Linked DNA regions of Homo sapiens: region 2 is linked to region 1. A link is a loop called in an ENCODE intact Hi-C map of the cell type or tissue named here. Cell type or tissue: mammary epithelial cell. All regions are shown on one strand. Links, peaks and the distances in the headings refer to the core of each region. The heading gives the core; the rest is flanking DNA.

What was found. A loop is a pair of places that touch in the nucleus more often than their neighbours do. Peaks named below come from ENCODE experiments on the same cell type or tissue, not always from the same donor. Only the 100,000 strongest peaks of a DNase experiment are listed, where the experiment ranks them.
Region 2: a loop joins it to region 1, with 6 times the contacts of the local background. A loop is called at or near these places in 7 of 110 quality-filtered maps.

What each region holds. Positions count from the first base shown.
Region 1 is chr22:17,167,778-17,176,659 of GRCh38, reverse strand. No RefSeq gene overlaps it. Among named protein-coding and RNA genes, the nearest start is that of HDHD5-AS1, 13 kb to the right of the region's middle. RefSeq lists a silencer at 4,714-5,143 and an enhancer at 4,994-5,495. In mammary epithelial cell, for the core only: CTCF peaks have their summits at 4,687 (motif pointing right), 5,077 (motif pointing left) and 5,374; DNase peaks (open chromatin) are centred at 4,759 and 5,089; H3K4me3 peaks cover 1,137 bases.
Region 2 is chr22:16,913,759-16,922,640 of GRCh38, reverse strand. It overlaps the pseudogene IGKV2OR22-4 and the pseudogene IGKV2OR22-3. Among named protein-coding and RNA genes, the nearest start is that of GAB4, 90 kb to the left of the region's middle. RefSeq lists a silencer at 4,934-4,983. In mammary epithelial cell, for the core only: CTCF peaks have their summits at 2,458 and 5,040 (motif pointing left); a DNase peak (open chromatin) is centred at 6,730.

The sequences.
Region 1 (8,882 bases), core at 543-8,542:
TAAAAGTCTTCACTCCTCCTTAAAACTTTACCCATTAGTGCTTGCATCCACTGAGGACTTTTGTCTAAATCTGCTATTACTATCATGGTTGCTGTTCCGTTTATTGCTGTGTAGCAAATTATCCCAAAACGTAGTGGTTTGAAACAAAAATAAAAATTTATGGGGCCAGGCGTGGTGGCTCACATCTTTAATCCCAGCACTTTGGGAGGCCGAGGCGGGCGGATCACCTGAGGTCAGAAGTTTGAGACCAGCCTGACCAACATGGGGAAACCCCGTCTCTACTAAAAATACAAGATTAGCCAGGCATGGTGGCGCACGCCTGTAATCCTAGCTACTTGGGAGGCTGAGGCAGGAGAATAGCTTGAACCCGGGAGGCGGAGGTTGCAGTGAGCCGAGATGGTGCCATTGCACTCCAGCCTGGACAACAAGAGTGAAACTCCATTTCAAAACCAAACCCAAAACAAACAAACAAATTTATGATCTCTCCCAGTGTCTGTGGGTCAGGGGTTTGGGCAGAGCCCAGCTGGACAGTTCTGCTCTGGGTCTCTCATGAGGTCCTTGTCACAGTGGAGGCAGAGCTGGAGCTGACGGGCCGCCAGGGGTCACCTCTCTGCACAGCCCCAGGGCTCAGCTGGTGCTCTCCTATGGCTAGTTTGGGCTTCTTCCCATTGGCCTCAACTTCTGGGGTAAGTATTCCACGGAATAAATGGAAGATTCTGGAAGTCACATGGCATTATTTCTGCCATACTTCGTTGGTCCCAACAGTAACAAAAAACACCTCCTGGTTTTAAGCGGAGGAGACAGAGATCCCAACTTTTGATAGAAGATTGTCAAAGTCACATTATAAAAAAGAATATATAGGATAAGAGAAGTCGTTGGAAAATATTTTGGAAAATACAACCATCAAATGGTGATTTTTTTTTCCTTCCTTCCTTCTTTTTTTTTTTTTTTTTTTCTTTTTCTGGGTCTCGCTCTGTCACCCAGGCTAGAGTGCAGTGGTATGATCACGACTCACTGCAGCTTTGACCTGTTGGGCTCAAGAAATCCTCCAGCCTCAGCGTCTCAAGTAGCTGGGACTACAGGTATGCATCACCGCAACCAGCTAATTAAAACTTTTTTTTTGATACAAACAAAGTCTCACTATGTTGCCCAATATGGCTCAAACACCTGGGCTCAAGCAATCCTCTCACCTCAGCCTCCCAAAGCATTGGGATTATAGGCGTGATCCACTGTGCCTGGCCAAAATGGTGATTTTCTAATTCTACCATTTCTTCCATATTAGTTGCCATTTTGCTGCAAGGAAGAACAATTCCTTCCCTCCCAGCTTCCTTTTTTCCTTTTTTTTTTTTTTGAGACAGAGTTTTGCTCTTGTTGCCCAAGCTAGAGTGCAATGGTGCAGTCTCGGCTCACTGCAACCTCCACCTCCCAGGTTCAAGTGATTCTCCTGCGTCAGCCTCCCAAGTAGCTGAGACTTCAGGCGCCTACCACCACGCCTAGCTAATTTTTGTATTTTTGGTAGAGATAGGGTTTCACCATGTTGGCCAGGCTGGTCTCGAACTCCTGACCTCAGGCGATCCGCACGCCTCGGCCTCCCAAAGTGCTGGGATTATAGGCGTGAGCCACTGTGCCCGGCCCCTTTTTTCCTTCTAGCTGTACGACTCAGGGATTCAGGTTGTATTCAATGAGCTATAATCCATTACTAGCACTATTTATTGTGATGCTTACACTATTCCAGATCTGGCCATGGGAGCCCTGTTAAGTTGGCTGCTGATAAAGTTCTATAATTGAGAACTTTCTTACTTTTTCCTTTTTTTTTTTTTTTTTGTGACAGGGTCTTGCTCCATCCCCCAGGCTGGAGTACAGTGGCACCATCACAGCTTATTGCAGCCTTGACCCCACAGGCTCAAGAGATCCTCCTACCTCACCCTCCCTAGTAGTTGGGACTACAAGCACGTACCACCACGTCTGGCTAATTTTTGTATTTTTTGTAGAGATGGGGTTTTGCCATGTTGCCCAGGCTGGTCTCAAACTCCTGAGCTCAAGCAATCTGCCCACCTCAGCCTCCCAAAGTGCTGGGATTATAGGTGTGAACCACTGCATCTGGCCATTCTTCCTTACGCAATAAAATGTTCTACCTTCATTTTGTACTTTCCCTGTGTCATGCCTGAGCTCAGCCATTTCTCCAGGGAGCTCTGTTCCTTTCAGTAGAGAATAATATTTAGTAGCCCTGATCTAGGCACTAGATGTGCTCATTGTTACTGGAGTGTGTGTGTGTGTGTGTGTGTGTGTGTGTAGACACAGAAATACAATTTATGCATATTAAAATGGGAATATTATGGCCAGGCATGGTAGCTCATCCCTGCAATCCTAGCACTTTGAGAGGCTGAGGCGGGTGGATCACTTGAGGTCAAGAGTTCGAAACCAGCCTGGCCAACATGGTGAAACCCCGTCCCTACTAAAAATAAAAAAAATTAGCCAGACATGGTGGTGGGCACCTGTAATCCCAGCTACTCAAGAGGCTGAGGCAGGAGAATCGCTTAAACACAGGAGGCGGAGGTTGCAGTGAGCCAAGATCATGCCACTGCACTCCAGCCTGGGCGAGACTCTGTCTCAAAAACAAACAAACAAGCATCCAAAACAAAACAAATAAAAAAAATGGGCAGGAAGAGGGAAAGAGTTGAAAAAAGAAGAGAAAACGATGGAATTGTTAGACTGGAAGTGGCCACTGGAATGGAAAGAGTTGAAAAAAGAAGAGAAAACGATGGAATTGTTAGACTGGAAGTGGCCACTGGAATGGAAAGAGTTGAAAAAAGAAGAGAAAACGGTGGAATTGTTAGACTGGAAGTGGCCACTGGAATGGAGGGCTCGGCTACCTTAGCAGTGCTCCCGAAGCTGCCATTTCAGAGGAAATGTGTGTTAGTCAGATTTTATTCTTTTTTCCTTAAGAAGACCCTTCAAATATGTATAAACCTCAGGACTGCCCCAAAATCTGGATCTGCGCCTGCTCTAGATCAGCTCTTCATTTGGAAGGAGGAAAGCGAGGTGGAGGTGTGTTCGTTTGAAAAGACTAGCTGAAAAGAGAAAACTTACAGGAGCCTCAGCTTGTGAGGGACCTTGAAAGACTATGCAACCAGCCTCACCTTCAGGAAGAGCAGCCCGAGACTTCCTCAGGAAGATGTCCCTGTTTCTTTTTATTTTCTTTTTTTTTGAGACTGAGTCTCACTCTGTCGCCCAGGCTGGAGTGTAGTAGCATGATCTCGGCTCACTGCAACCTCCACCATCCCAGTTCAAGTGATTCTCCTGCCTCAGCCTCCCTAGTAGCTGGGATTACAGGCACGCGCCATCACACCTGGCTAATTTTTGTATTTTTAGTAAAGTCGGGGCTTCACCATGTTGGCCAGGCTGATCTCGACCTCCTGACCTCAAGTGATCTGGCTGCCTCGGCCTCCCAAAGTGCTGGGATTACAGCCGTGAGCCACCGCACCCGGCGCCTGTTCCATTCTTAAAGCTCACCAGAACGCGATTCTGTAAACTGCTTCAGCCACCCATTCCGGAATCCCAAATGACGCCTTCCCATGGTCAGGATTTCAATGAGTGGTGCCATCCTTGGCTCTCACAGGAACTGATCCCTTGGGGAGGACTGTATGAAAATGCATCTGTAAGCTCAGATGAAGTCAGCATGCTAGGGTTGGAAATATTATTTTCACATACATAGTCTAGGTTACTTAATTTATTGTTTTGAGACAGGGTCTCACTGCCCAGCCTGGAGGGCAGTGCTGTGATCATAGCTCACTATAATCTTGAACTCCTGGGCTCAAGGGACCCTCCCGCCTCAGCCTGCCTCTCCAGTAGTTGGGACGACAGACGCGCACCACCACGCCCGGCTGTTTAATAGAGATGGGGGTCTCCTTTTGTTGCCCAGGATAGTATTGAACTCATGGCCTCACGTGATTCTCCTGCCTGTATCTCCCAAGGCACTGGGATTACAGGCCAGAGCCACCTTGCCAGGCCAGTATGTTACTTTAAATAGCAGTCATCCTAAAAATAGCTTACCCTCCTCTGTCCTTCCCTGCCTGGAAAGGGTGTAAAAATAACATTTGGGGGCTGTAAATGCTGTCTAGATCTCTGGAGCTAGGTAGGTGCAGAGGTGTGATTTGGGTTTGGCTGTGCTCCGAAAAAACCGGGGCCGAGCTGCTGGTTTTGAATTTGTCCAGGCTTTTTAGCCAATAGCCTCTTCCTCCGCCGGGAAGGGGTGGGACCCAGCCTTCCAAAACACCTTTGCTGAGGAACCGTGCAAAGACCTTGGATGAGGGCCCCAGCTCAGCCAGGCCTCCCTGAAGCGAAGCCAGCCCGGGGTGGGGACTGGTGGAGGGACTAGAGTTTCTTAGATTCACAGAATAGCAGAGCTGGGAGAGGCCTAAAGACCATCTTATCTACGCGTTTGTGTTTCTGATGACTGATTAAGGCCCAGAGAGGGTCAGTAACTCTTCCAGGTCGCACAGTGGGTGACAGTAGGTATGTGCTCGTCCTGGGACACAGAGCTGTTTTCTTCGCTTGTCTGGAGTGGGTTTCGGGGGTCGGCACTTGCCTCCCAGTGAGCTCCCGGCGCCTGCCAGTCCTGGCTGAGTGGGATCGGTCGGCCTCCACCCCTAATCTCCCCCGCTGCAGAGCCAAAGCACACCGGCCTCCAGGGGGCGCCGCCTCCGGGACGCGCCGACTCTCCCGAGCCCTGCTCTCTCTGGCCGGGGTCAGCCCCGGAAACAGCTTCAGTTTCCTGTCCCTTCCTCCCTGGGAGCAAGGATGTAGGCGCCCAGACCCCGCCCGCGGGCTCCCTTCGTCCGGCGTCCCTAGCGGCCCGCCCGGTCCCGCCGCCCCGCGGCTTGCGGATGGCTGCGGCCCCCCGGGCCCCGGGTGGCTGCGGTGGCGGGGAAACGGCAGAACGCAGGCGGCGATTCGCTGGGGACGGCGGCCGGAGGGAGGCGATGGCCCCAGGCTCGGCGCACCTGTGGAACTGCGCGGGCGGCGCGGCGCTGCTGCCCCCTGCCGGCCGCGCCCGGGCCCACTCCCGTGTCCACCCCGGCCCGGGTGCCCTCGGAGTCCCTCGCGTCACTGTGGGCAGCGCCAAGCTACGGCTTCCCATGGCAGAGCGGGGTGGGGCCGCGGGACGGCACAGAGCTCCCCTGCCGCGAATACGCCGGTTTAGTTGCTTCCCACAGATCACACATGGTCTCGCCTGTCCGCAGGGTCCCCTCCCGGCCTCAAGCCCCTGCCAGGCAGCATCGGCCGCTGGTGACCTTGGGTCATCCTGGCCTCTATGCATTTAGAGTAGACGCCGGGTGGTGGCGGCGCCTGTAGTCCCGCATTCTGGGAGGCCCAGGCGGGGCGCTAGAGCCCAGGAGTTCTAGACCAGCCTGGGGAAAACAGCGAGACTCTGTCTCTTCAAAACAAAACAAAAACAAACAAACAAAAAAGGGTAGAGCCCATAGTACAGGATGAGAGAGTAGTGCCGTAATGAATTTTAAATTTTAATTACATTTAAAATTAAAATGAATCTATATACAATCACATTTCAAAAATTCAAAAAGTATGAAAAGGAACACATTCGAAAGGCTTCTATCCACCTCTGTTTTCCACTGTCCTCTTTCCCATCCCACCCATTCTCCCACCAGGCTTAGTTTCTTGTGTTTCTTTATGCAAAATAAACAAAAGCAAATATATATATTTTTTCCTGCTCTCATATAAAAGGCAGCACAGTATCCACACTGTTCTGAACTCTTTTTTTTTTTTTTTGAGACAGGGTCTCACTCTGTTCCCCAGACTGGAGTGCAGTGGCACAATCTCAACTCACTGCAGCCTCCACCTCCTGGGTTCAGGCTATTCTCCTGCCTCATCTGGACCACAGGCGCACACCACCATGCCCGGCTAATTTTGTATTATTATTTTTTTCGAGATGGAGTCTTGCTCTGTCGCCCACAGATGGAGTGCAATGGTGCGATCTCGGCTCACTGCAACCCCTGCCTCCCGGGTTCAAGCAATTATCCTGCCTCAGCCCCCCGAGTAGCTGGGATTACAGGTGTGCGCCACCACACCTGGCTAATTTTTGTATTTTTAGTAGGGACGGGGTTTCACCATGTTGACTAGGCTGGTCTTGAACTCCTGACCTCATGATCTGCCCACCTCGGCCTCCCAAAGTGCTGGGATTACAGGCGTGAGCCACCACGCCCTCCCTAATTTTTTTATTTTTATTTTTTATTTTTTTGAGATGAAGTCTTTGCTCTTGTCACCCAGGCTGGAGTGCAATGGCACCATCTTGGCTCACTGCAACCTCTGCCTTCCAGGTTCAAGCAATTCTCCTGCCTCAGCCTCCCAAGTAGCTGGGATTACAAATGCACACCACCACGCCCGGCTAATTTTTGTATTTTTAGTAGGCCAGGCTGGTCTCGAACTCCTGACCTCAGGTGATCCAGCCACCTCCCAAAGTGCTGGGATTATAGGCATGAGCCAACGTGCCCAGCGAATTTTTGTATTTTAGTAGAGACGGGGTCTCACCATGTTGTCCAGGCTGGTCTTGAACTCCTGACCTCAAGTGATCTGCCTGCCTCAGCCTCCCAAAGTGCCGGGATTACAGGCCTGAGCCACTGCGCCCCGCCTGGATCTCAAGTCTTGATAAGATTTAGGATTGATTCTTTCAGCAGGACTACTTAACAGGTGGTGTGCCTTCCAATTTGCATCCCAACCGTATTAGGGTTCTCCAGAGAGACAGAACCTATAGCATGCAGGTAGGTAGGTAGGTAGATAGATAGATAGATAGATAGATAGATAGATAGATAGATAGATAGATAGATAGAGATAGGAGACAGACAGATAGATGAGAAGGGATTTATTAGGTGAATTGGCTCCACGTGATTATGGAGGCCTGAGAAGTCCTACGACAGGCCGCCTGGAGACCTGGGGCTGCTGGGAGCATGGCTCAGTTCAAATCTGAAAGCCTCTGAACCAGGGGAGCTGAAGGTGTGACTCAGTCTGAGACTGAAGGCCTGAGAACCTGGGGGGCTGCTGGTGCAAGTCCCAGCATCTAAAGGTCAAGACCCTTAGACTTCTGATGTCCAAGGGCAGGAGAAGAAGGCTGTCCCAGCTCCAGGAGAGAGACAGCAAATTTGCCCTTCCTCTGCCTTTTTGTCCTACCGAGGCTCCCAGCTGATTGGATGGTACCCTCCCATATTGACAGGGCGTCTTCCCCACTCAGCCTACCAACTCATACGCCAGTCTCCTCTGGAAGCAGCCTCACAAGACACTGCTTTACCAGCTATCTAGGTGTCCCTCAATCCAGTCAAGTTGACTCCAAAAAGTAACCATCAAATACAATGAAGTGCAGCCAGTCAAAGGCTGGGACCCATCCATGGCTGGAGCCACAGGGGCAGCAGCCAGTGGGGTCACTTGGAGTCAGGGCATGGGGAGACAGCATCAGGCAGTGGCTCCATCTGCTCAGCCCACCCGTAAGCCTGGGCTCTGGAGGGCAACTGACTCCCCCAGGAGCCTTCCCTCTGCCTATCCCTGGAGTTCCCTCCCCTCCTATGGGAGTCTGGGGGCCTTCAGGAGCTGATCCCCTTGCCTGCATGCCAGTCTCCCTAGGAAGGATCTTGCAGAATGAGCCCAGGTTCAGCTCAGAGACTCTCTGGTGCCAGCTGCCCCTTCTCAGGGTCGGTGGCAGGAGAGTGTGAGGGCTGAGCTAAGTGCATCAATGCCCCGTTTGCCCCTAGGATTCGGAAGAGGCCATGGCAGGAGCTGTATTTGGAGGGTCCAGGCACTGCCCTGACTGGGAAGTGCAGTGCAGCCTAGGGATGGGCCAGGGAGCTCACAATGACAAGAGGGCAGAGAGCAGGGAGTCTATCTGCCCTCCTGGGGAACAGCCACCAGGTACCAAGCAGGGAGGCTAGCAGCCCAGCCCAGGGACTTGCGTGGACTTCGCATGCTTCCCACATGCTTAGAACTCTGTCAGGGGCCAGGCACGCTGGCTCCAGCCTGTAATCCCAGCAGTTTGGGAGGCCAAAGCAGGTGGATCACCTGAGGTTAGGAGTTCAAGACCAGCTTGGCCAACTTGGTGAAACCCCATCTCTACAAAAATTAGCCAGGCATGATGGTGGGAGACTGTAATCCCAGCTACTCCAGAGGCTGAAGGGGGAGAATCACTTGAACCCGGGAGGCGGAGGTTGCTCTGAGGCGAGATTGTGCCATTGCACTCCAGCCTGGGCAACAGAGTGAGACTCCGTCTCAAAAAAAAAACAGAACAAAACAAAACACAAAACAAACAAAAAAAGAACTCTGTCAGACTGGGTGCAGTGGTTCATACTCTTGTAATCCCAGCACTTTGGGAAGCCAAGGCGGGTGGATTGCTTGTGCTCAGGAGTTTGAGACCAGCTTGGGCAACACGTCGAAACCCCATATCTGCCAAAAAATACAAAATTTAGCTGGGTGTGGTGGGGAGGCTGAGGTAGGAGGATTGCTTGAGCCCAGGAGGTCGGGGCTGCAGTGAGTCGAGACTGAGTGACTGCACTCCAGCCTGGGCAACAGAAGGAGACCCAGTCTCTAAAAAAAAAAAAAAAGAAAGAAAGAAAAAGAAAAGAAAAAGAACTCTGTCTACTGATGTTTCTGATGTTTCCTTCCTCCCTCCTCTTCATCTCTGTTGGGTTTTAAAATTTCCTTGATCAAGCTTCTCTTGCCTTTCCTTTTCTTTCTTTCTTTCTAGCTTCTCCTTTCTCCTATTCCCTCCTCTCCTCTCCTTTTTATTGCCCCTTTCCCACAAGAAACCAGCCTGTCTTCAACGTGGATACAGTGGACTGGGCAGAAGGAGCCAGCCTGGCGCAACTGGCCCTGGGGGCAAC
Region 2 (8,882 bases), core at 318-8,317, 250 kb after region 1:
CTTAGTTGCATATTTAACATTTCAGTTGTTTACTGGGCGTGTGTATTACCTCAAGATAAAAAACTGAAAAAGCCAATTCTGGACTCAAACAAATACAAAAAAAGAAAGAAGAATTATCAGTTACTTATGGAATCTCAACCTTAGTAAGGAGAAGTGAAAAGTGCCCCTGGGAAGTGCTAAGAAACAGGAAATCTAAGAGAGGAGACGAAAGGGTCAGGGAATTTATCCTACTCATGCAGCATAGATTTTATCTCTGTTGGTTTCCCTCCAAACAGAGAAGACATTTAAGGAACTTTTCTCACAAGAGAGGCCCCTTCACCCTTCCCTTGACTCTTTCCACTCCACTGCACCCACCAGGTGATTTACATGTTGTCCCTTAGGGAGGACCTTCCCTTGTGAGTCTGAGATAAAAGCTTAGCTCTAACCTTGCCTTGACTGATCGGGACTCCTCAGTTCACCTTCTCACAATGAGGCTCCCTGCTCAGCTCCTGGGGCTGCTAATGCTATGGGTCCCTGGTAAGGATAGAAATAAGATGAGGTGGGAAAATGGGGTGGGAGGGTGAGATCTGGGGGCTCCACAGCTTCCTATATTTATTTCAAACGTGTTAGAGGCACATGGTCTATGCTCCAGGAAAGAGAATTCATATTCTTGCCTTATGAATAACCAGGATTCTCCAAGGAACTATGACCAGTGCTCTGGTTAAGATCTTGAAAATAGAGTTTCGTACTGGCTAGTAAATTGTGCATTCATTTTAGAAAGTCTACTTTTGATGATATAAATCTAAACTTGAAAAAATACGTAACTGTAAATGAATATCATAAGGGAAATCATGAAAGTTGCTCATAGTGTGTCTATATAACCTTACACTTCTTTCATGTTATTTCAGGGTCCAGTGGGGATATTATGATGACCCAAACTCCACTCTCCCTGCTCGTCACCCCTGGATAGCTGGCCTCCATCTCCTTCTGCAGGTCTAGTCACAGCCTTGTATACAGGGGGGAATAAACCTATTTGGTACCTGCAGAAGCCAGGCCAGTCTCTACAGCTCCTGATCTATTTGGTTTTGAACCGGGCCTCTGCAGTCCCAGACAGGCTCAGTGGCAGTGGGTCAGGCACTGATTTCACACTGAAAATCAGCCGGGTGGAGGCTGAAGATGTTGGGGTTTATCACTGCATGCAAGCTCTACAAACTCCTCCCACAGTGGTACAGCCCCCAAAAGAAACCTCCCTCCTGTGGCATCCCAGCTGCTCACATGCACTGCTTGTCTGGGGAGCAGCTCAGCAGGGTCTCTGGGTCTGCAGAACAGGAGGTTCTTGGAGAATTCAGGGCAGAGTTTGCTGCTGAGGACTATGGCCCATGAGAGACTCAGTTGCACCTCAGTCCCACATGTTAAGGCTCCATCAGTTGTCACATGTGGCCACGTGCTCTGGGAACAACCAGCTCTAATGAAGGGAGAGCGAATGAAAACTCATCCTCATCCTCCCTCTCTTGCCCACATTTTTCGAGTCCATTTATTTGGCAGAACAATCAGATCATGGAAGCAGGTTAGTGGTAACTCAAGTGAAATACATGTTAGAAACGACTGGTTTGGGAATAGTTTTACACATGATAACATTTGGTCATGCTGGGAAATTGCTATCTTCCCACTTTCCAAACTTTCTGTCTCCTTCACCACTCACATGAACCTGCCCTCCCTAGTATTATGATGGAGAAAGCATTGTACACCAGCTGTCAGGGAAGTATGGCTCAGAATAAATAGATAACCTATTTGATTTTTTTTCCACTTACGGATTTTTAAAATCCATGTCAAATGTAAGATAATAATACCAAAATAGTTTGACATGCCTCAGTTACCTTTTGCTGACAGAAAAATGGAGGTCTTGCAATTCCAAAAGTGGACTTTGAAAATAAACAACACAATTCAGATGTAAAACATAAAGTTTATGTGATGTACCACAGGAAAAATGTAGAATTACATGCGATTTTTATTTCCTTCTCAAATTCTTAGAATTTTAAAATTATTTTACAGACATAGTATTTTAGAGAAGAAATATTTAGTTCTATGCTGTCATAAGAAAATGATTTAAAAAATGAAAAAATGCATTATTTTTACATGACACTATTTTTTCCTGAAAATGTATTTGAATCGTCTCTTTTAATAGATTTCATTGACAATAGTGCACTAAATTTATCTGCTTTTTTAATTTGAGGGCTGCAGTGTGATAAATATCTATATACATTTTGCCATGCAACTTTAAAACCTAACAGAAATGCTTTCTGTTACAAAAGCAATAGTGCTTTCTCCACCATAATGCTAGAGCGGGCAGTTTCATGTGAGTGGTAAATGAGAGAGAAAGTTTCCAAACTAGGAAGATGGCAATTTCCCAATATGACCAAGTGCTAACATGTAGAAAACTATTTCCAAACGAGTCATTTCTAACATGTATTTCACTTGTGTTGCCACTAGTCTGCATCCATGATCCGATTTTTCTGCCAAATCCATTTGTATGACTCCGAGTAATGAGTGATGTCTGTTACCTGTGATAATACGGTGCAGAGACACATAAGACTGATTGAATTAATAGAACAAGATCCCGATGCAGGCTAAGGGCTTAAATTATACTTGAGATGATTTATTTTAAGATAATGGATTCGGCCGGGCGCGGTGGCTCACGCCTGTAATCCCAGCACTTTGGGAGGCCGAGGCGGGTGGATCATGAGGTCAGGAGATCGAGACCATCCTGGCTAACAAGGTGAAACCCCGTCCCTACTAAAAATACAAAAAATTAGCCGGGCGCAGTGGCGGGCGCCTGTAGTCCCAGCTACTCAGGAGGCTGAGGCAGGAGAATGGCGTGAACCCGGGAAGCGGAGCTTGCAGTGAGCCGAGATTGCACCACTGCAGTCCGCAGTCCGGCCTGGGCGACAGAGCGAGACTCCGTCTCAAAAAAAAAAAAAAAAAAAGATAATGGATTCCGTAGTAAGTACAATTAAAATTCCAATGTGTCATTTCTGTTATGTTTAAAAGTTGCATGGCAAAATGTATATAGATATTTATCAGGTCATAGCCCAGGTGGCATCTGCAAACCCGGAAGAAGGTCTTTACCAGAAAGCGAACCCTGCTGGACATTGATCTGGGCACCAAAAATGTGAAACATGAAAATTAAATTCTGTGGTTTATGTCATCCAGATCAGTGTTTTTGGTGTGGCAGCGCAAGCTGACTATCCACCTTCCCCACCCTCTGTGAGCAGGAGCAGCCTTAGGAGGCCCTCATGGAGGCGGGGACCCAGCTTTGCTCCTCTTCCTCCTGCTTTTCCAACTCTCTGGTGAGGAGGGAGAACTCAGGCTTCATCTGCAGTTCCTGTGCATTAAACATGAATGTTTCCTTCAGGATGAAGTTTTTAGCCCATTTTGCTTTCTCATCAGAATTTAATCGGACATGAAAGTTAAGGATTATGAAATGGGCAGATCATCCTGTATTGACCAGATGGGCCCTGGTCCAGGTGGGTCAATAAAAAGGCTTTGTTAAAATGTCTGCCTATCTCTATCTTATAAGGACATCACGATTGTCCTTATAAGATAGATAGGCAGACATTTAACAAAGACTGCAGAAGAGAAGGTGATTTGAAGACAGAGACAGAGATTGAAGTGACGTGGACACAGAATGCTCAGGAAGGAAAGAGAATCATTGCTTCCCTTTCTGCAGTTTGTTGGTAGGTGAGGTGGGCCCTGCAGAAAGATTAGCAAGCACAGAGGAAAAACTCACCACTTATTCCCACAGCTGTGTATATAGTTTTATAGGATTTCTAAACATTTTTTCCAAGGAAAAGTAAAGAACAATAACTCAAATATTTGGAAACAGGGTCAGCTTAGACAGGTCTAGAACACGGTCTGAAGGTACAACATATGAACAACCCTGTTTCTTCCAGTGCCGGAGAGATGAATTCTCAGAAGCAGAAGATACACATTCATGAAGCCTTCATTCCCTGAGCTGTCTGTGTTCCAGAATATTTATCTGTGAATATATTCTCCAGTGAGTGACAATTTACAGTTAGTGAGATAATGCAGACAGCTTCAACCCCCGGTGCCTTGCAGCCAGGAATCCAGTCACAGGACCTGCAGCTTCACGAAGGGATGCTCAGTGGGTGGCTTGCATGCAAAGATAAACTCTCCCCTTTAACAAAAAGAACCTTCATTGTGCCCCAAGTGGGGAACAGGCCTCTGTGTTACTCAACCTCATCCATGGTAGTGTTGGTTTGGAAAATATGGACTAATGCCGTCTGTAGAACAAAGTCTACAGAATTAGAAACAGTGACATAGAAATGAGCTAAAGATGGCCTGTGGGTCCTGGCCCCCATGTTGTTTATTTCAAAACTGTGTTTACTTCTTTTTTTTTTGAGACGGAGTCTCACTCTGTCAACCAGGCTGGAGTGCAATGGCGTGATCTTGGCTCAATGCAACCTCCGCCTCACGGGTTCAAGCAATTCTCCTGCCTCAGCCTCCCGAGTAGCTGGGACTACAGGCACGTGCCACCATGCCAAGCTAATTTTTGTATTTTTAGTAGAGACGCGGTTTCACCATGTTGGTCAGGCTGGTCTCCAACTCCTGACCTTGTGATCCGCACACCTTGGCCTCCCAAAGTGCTGGGATTACAGGCGTGAGCCACCGGGCCCGGCCAAAACTGTGTTTACTTCCTAATGGCCTGTTCCAAACTCAAATTTTACAATGCAATTATTTTAACAACAGCCCAAAGAAGAATACTTTTAGCCTTTTAGAAAATACTTACTTTGCATGTCCAGAAAATTTCAACCACATCTACTCGCAGTAAGATAAACCCCAGTTATGAAAACCTTAAACCAGAAACTCCCCACTGTGCTGCTGTGAGGCGTCCCCTAGACACACAGCCCCTTGTCCAGTGTCCCATCGTTTCGAGAAGCAAGCCTGGCAGCTTATTCTCTGCACAGATTCCTGCTGGGAGGGGCTTCTCTCTGCAAACCTGACAAAACGTCACCCAATAAAGTCATGTGTGCGACTGCCCCCCTGTGGCCATCTCTTTTTCCTTGATGAGCCCGCAAGTCATTCCAATCCCGTACAAATCGGATCACAGTGTCCACCCCAAACACTGACTCCAGGGTCATGAACACAAACAGTTCCACTTCTAAGACTCTTGCCAAGTCTTACGAATAATGCAGTTGCTCCCAGTTTTATGGACCCCAAACTAACCGCATCAGGAAAAGGAGACACAGCCATAATAAACCCCACCTGTATAAGTCCTCCCTCATTCAGGTGACCATGGTTCATGTTAGAGACACTCAGAGGCAGAGGCCTGCCGCACACCTAGATCCGAATGGAGGTGGTTGTGACACCTTCTGATCTGTGTCCACTGTGGAGTGACCAGCTTTGTCTGCTGTTGTGAAAGCCTTGGCATAATGTGTCAACAGATAAGAAAGGGAGGTTTCTAATCAGAATTAGTAATATTATCCTTTAAGTCTATAGGTAATAAAGAGTAATTTCAAAGCTCTTTTCTGACTAAAAAAGATTTCTACAAAATTTCACAATTTATATTTATGTACAGCAACAGATCATGAGATTTTTAAAAATCACAATGGTAACCTTCTTAACGATGTATTACTAAGTTTCATAGGAAATAGCAAGACTATCTTAAATTCAAGCTTCTTAAGGAATACTTTGCAAAAACAACATTTTCAAGAATTGACCTTTAGTAAAAGAAAACCTGACAAATTTTTTTATTGTTAGTCACTTCCCTGCAATTCAAGTTTGTTTTTAATTATAGATAGAACTGATTCCTCATTTAATACCCTTTCAGAATAATTATTTAAAACTTACAATATGATGCACCATCTCGTTCTACTTTAGTTAGGCTGATTGTGTTTTCTTTTTCTTTTCCTTCAGCCTCTGATGTTTCTATTGTTCACTAGTATGATTATTTAGGAGTCTCACTTTTTGAAGAATAAGAAGCAGGTTTGAATTGGTTAATAACATAAGAAAAAGTCAAGTGCACAAAAGTTACGAAATTTAATGAGAAAAGAGTAAATAAAATTGACATAGTTTTCTACAGTTTACTGTGAGCCTTTAATCAAATTTCTTAAGCACAATTTGATCTCCTTAACCCCCATTATTGCAATGGTGTTAAACATTGAAAGGTCTATAATATTATTTTTATTCAATTATCTTTTCCAATCTTGGAAAAAAGGTTATTTTGGTAGATTTCTCAGAAGATATTGAAACCAAGCTTTCTTCTGGAATCTTACCTAGAATTTCATGTATTTGTGTTCTTGGGCAATTAAATATAAATTTTTGTTAAATTACCCAAGATTACATAGCACTACAAGCTAGTCTTTCAGTTGTAGCTGAATTTTTTTTTCCCAGAAATGTGACTGTCTTTGTGATAGTGTTTGGTGTTGGCAGAATTATTCAGGAGCTGTTCAATTAAATACTAAGCACACCACGAACAAATCAAGAAACATGAGATTGTTTCCCTTTGTAATGATCAGCTGTGTGAAAGACTCACACCCCTGAACCATGTGCATCTTTACATGAAACCATGAAAATGTCAGTTACAGGTCCAGGTTACCCTGAGACATAAAACTGTAGATGCAGTCCTTGCTCTTCTCACATAGACAATTTCCTTTTCAACTGCAGACTCATGGCTGTGGCTGCACCACATCCAGGCTGGGGGTGACTCAGGTCTCACTCAGGGTTGGCCATAACCTGGAAGCCCTCACAGGACCTGATGCCACATGACCAGGGAGGCTGTGTGAGAAGAGTTTTCGTAAGCACCACTCAGAAAAACATCATGCAATGTTATTTCTTATTTGCTTTGTATCATTAACCAAGGAAATTCTTCCCTATGAGATCCTGCTGGTTAATCTTGTATATGTGAGATGATTATGATGCGATTATCCCAGATTGAACAGTTGGTCACCAGGAATTTTGTATTCACTGCCTGAGGTGTAACATTCTTGCCCCATTGCCTCTTACTTATGCTGGGCTCTTGGCTCTAAATGTAGAGACCCACATCATTCTCCCTGTGAGGCCCTTGGACGGAGCGCTTTTTTGGGGCTCACTCATCAGGTGCCAGGGACGGGGAGATTCTAACACTTGCACTGAATAATATTGAACAGTTATCCTGGAAACAGCACATACGAGGCAACACTTGAACTGGCTCAGGAGCACTTTTCATTTGCAGGCCCTCTGCCCGTCTGTGCTTGTGGGAATGGGGCTGTTTTCTTTCTCTAGATTGATTGGGAGGGAGGCCTGCAGGATGGCATTCACCTCCCAAAGATGCATCCTAGAAACACATTTCCACGTTGTCAGGGTCCTTGTGCGTTCTCAGTGTGGCATGCACTGCACAATGTGTCCCTGCCCAAGGTCCCAACTTCCACAGTCAGAGCCTTCTTCCCTTGACCACAGGCAAACTTGACTTGAACTACATTTGTTTGGCTCCAGCAAACATTTTATGTCACATTGTTCACAGAAGAGACATTCCCCCTGCCCCATCAACCTTTTCCACACCACTGCACCCACCAGGTGATTTGCATGTTGTCCCTTAGGGAGGACCTTCCCTTGTGAGTCTGAGATAAAAGCTCAGCTCTAACCTTGCCTTGACTGATCAGGACTCCTCAGTTCACCTTCTCACAATGAGGCTCCCTGCTCAGCTCCTGGGGCTGCTAATGCTCTGGGTCTCTGGTAAGGATAGGATCAAAAGTGAGGTGAGAAAATGGGGTGGGAGGGTGAGATCTGGGGTCTCCACAGCTTCCTATTTTTATTTCAACCATGTGTTACGGGCACATGGTCTGTGCTCCGGGAAAGATTACTCGTATTTTTTGTCTCAGGAATAGTCAGGAATCATCTCCCAGGAAAAATGACCAGTGCTCTGATTAAGCTCTTGAAAATAAACTGCTCCCTGCTGGCTAGTAACAAATTGGTTCATTTTAGAAAGTCTACTTTTCATGATAAAAATCAAAACTTGAAAAAATATGTAACTCTAAATCAAAATCTTAAGGAAAATCATGAAAGTTGCTCAAAATGTGTTTATATAACCTTGCACTTCTCTGTTATTATTTCAGGATCCAGTGGGGACATTGTGATGACCCAGACTCCACTCTCCCTGCCTGTCACTCCTGGAGAGCCAGCCTCCATCTCCTGCAGATCTAGTGAGAGCCTCTTGGATACTGATGATGAATACACCTATTTGAATTGGTACCTGCAGAAGCCAGGCCAGTCTCCACAGCTCCTGATCTATGAGGTTTCCAACCGGGCCTCTGGAGTTCCAGACAGGTTCAGTGGCAGTGGGTCAGGCACTGATTTCACTCTGAAAATCAGTAGGGTGGAGGCTTAGGATGTTGGGGTTTATTACTGCATGCAAGCTCTACAAACTCCGCCCACAGTGCTACATCCTCGAACAGAAACCTCCCTGCTGGGTTGACCCAGCTGCCCGCATGGGCTGCTTGTCTGAGGGAACAGCTGAGCAGAGTCTTTGAGTCTGCAGAGGAGAAGGCTGTTGGGGATGTCAGGGCAAGGTTTGCTGCTGAGGACGCTGGTCCATGACAGCCTCAGTAGCACCTCAGATTTCATATGTTAAGGCCCCACCAGCAGTCACAGCCTGGGGAAGGCATCAGGAGGAGGAGAATTCATGGGGGCTACGTGCCCTGGGAGCAACCAGCTATGATGAAGGGAGAGTGAATGAAAGCTCACATCCTCACCCTCCCTGTCTTGCCCACATTTGTCAAGTTCATGTAACTGTCAGAATAACCAGACCATGGATGCAGTTTAGTGACAACACAAGTAGAACACATATGGGAAATGACCATCTTGGGGTTTATTTCACACGCGATGACACTTAGTCATATTGGGAAATT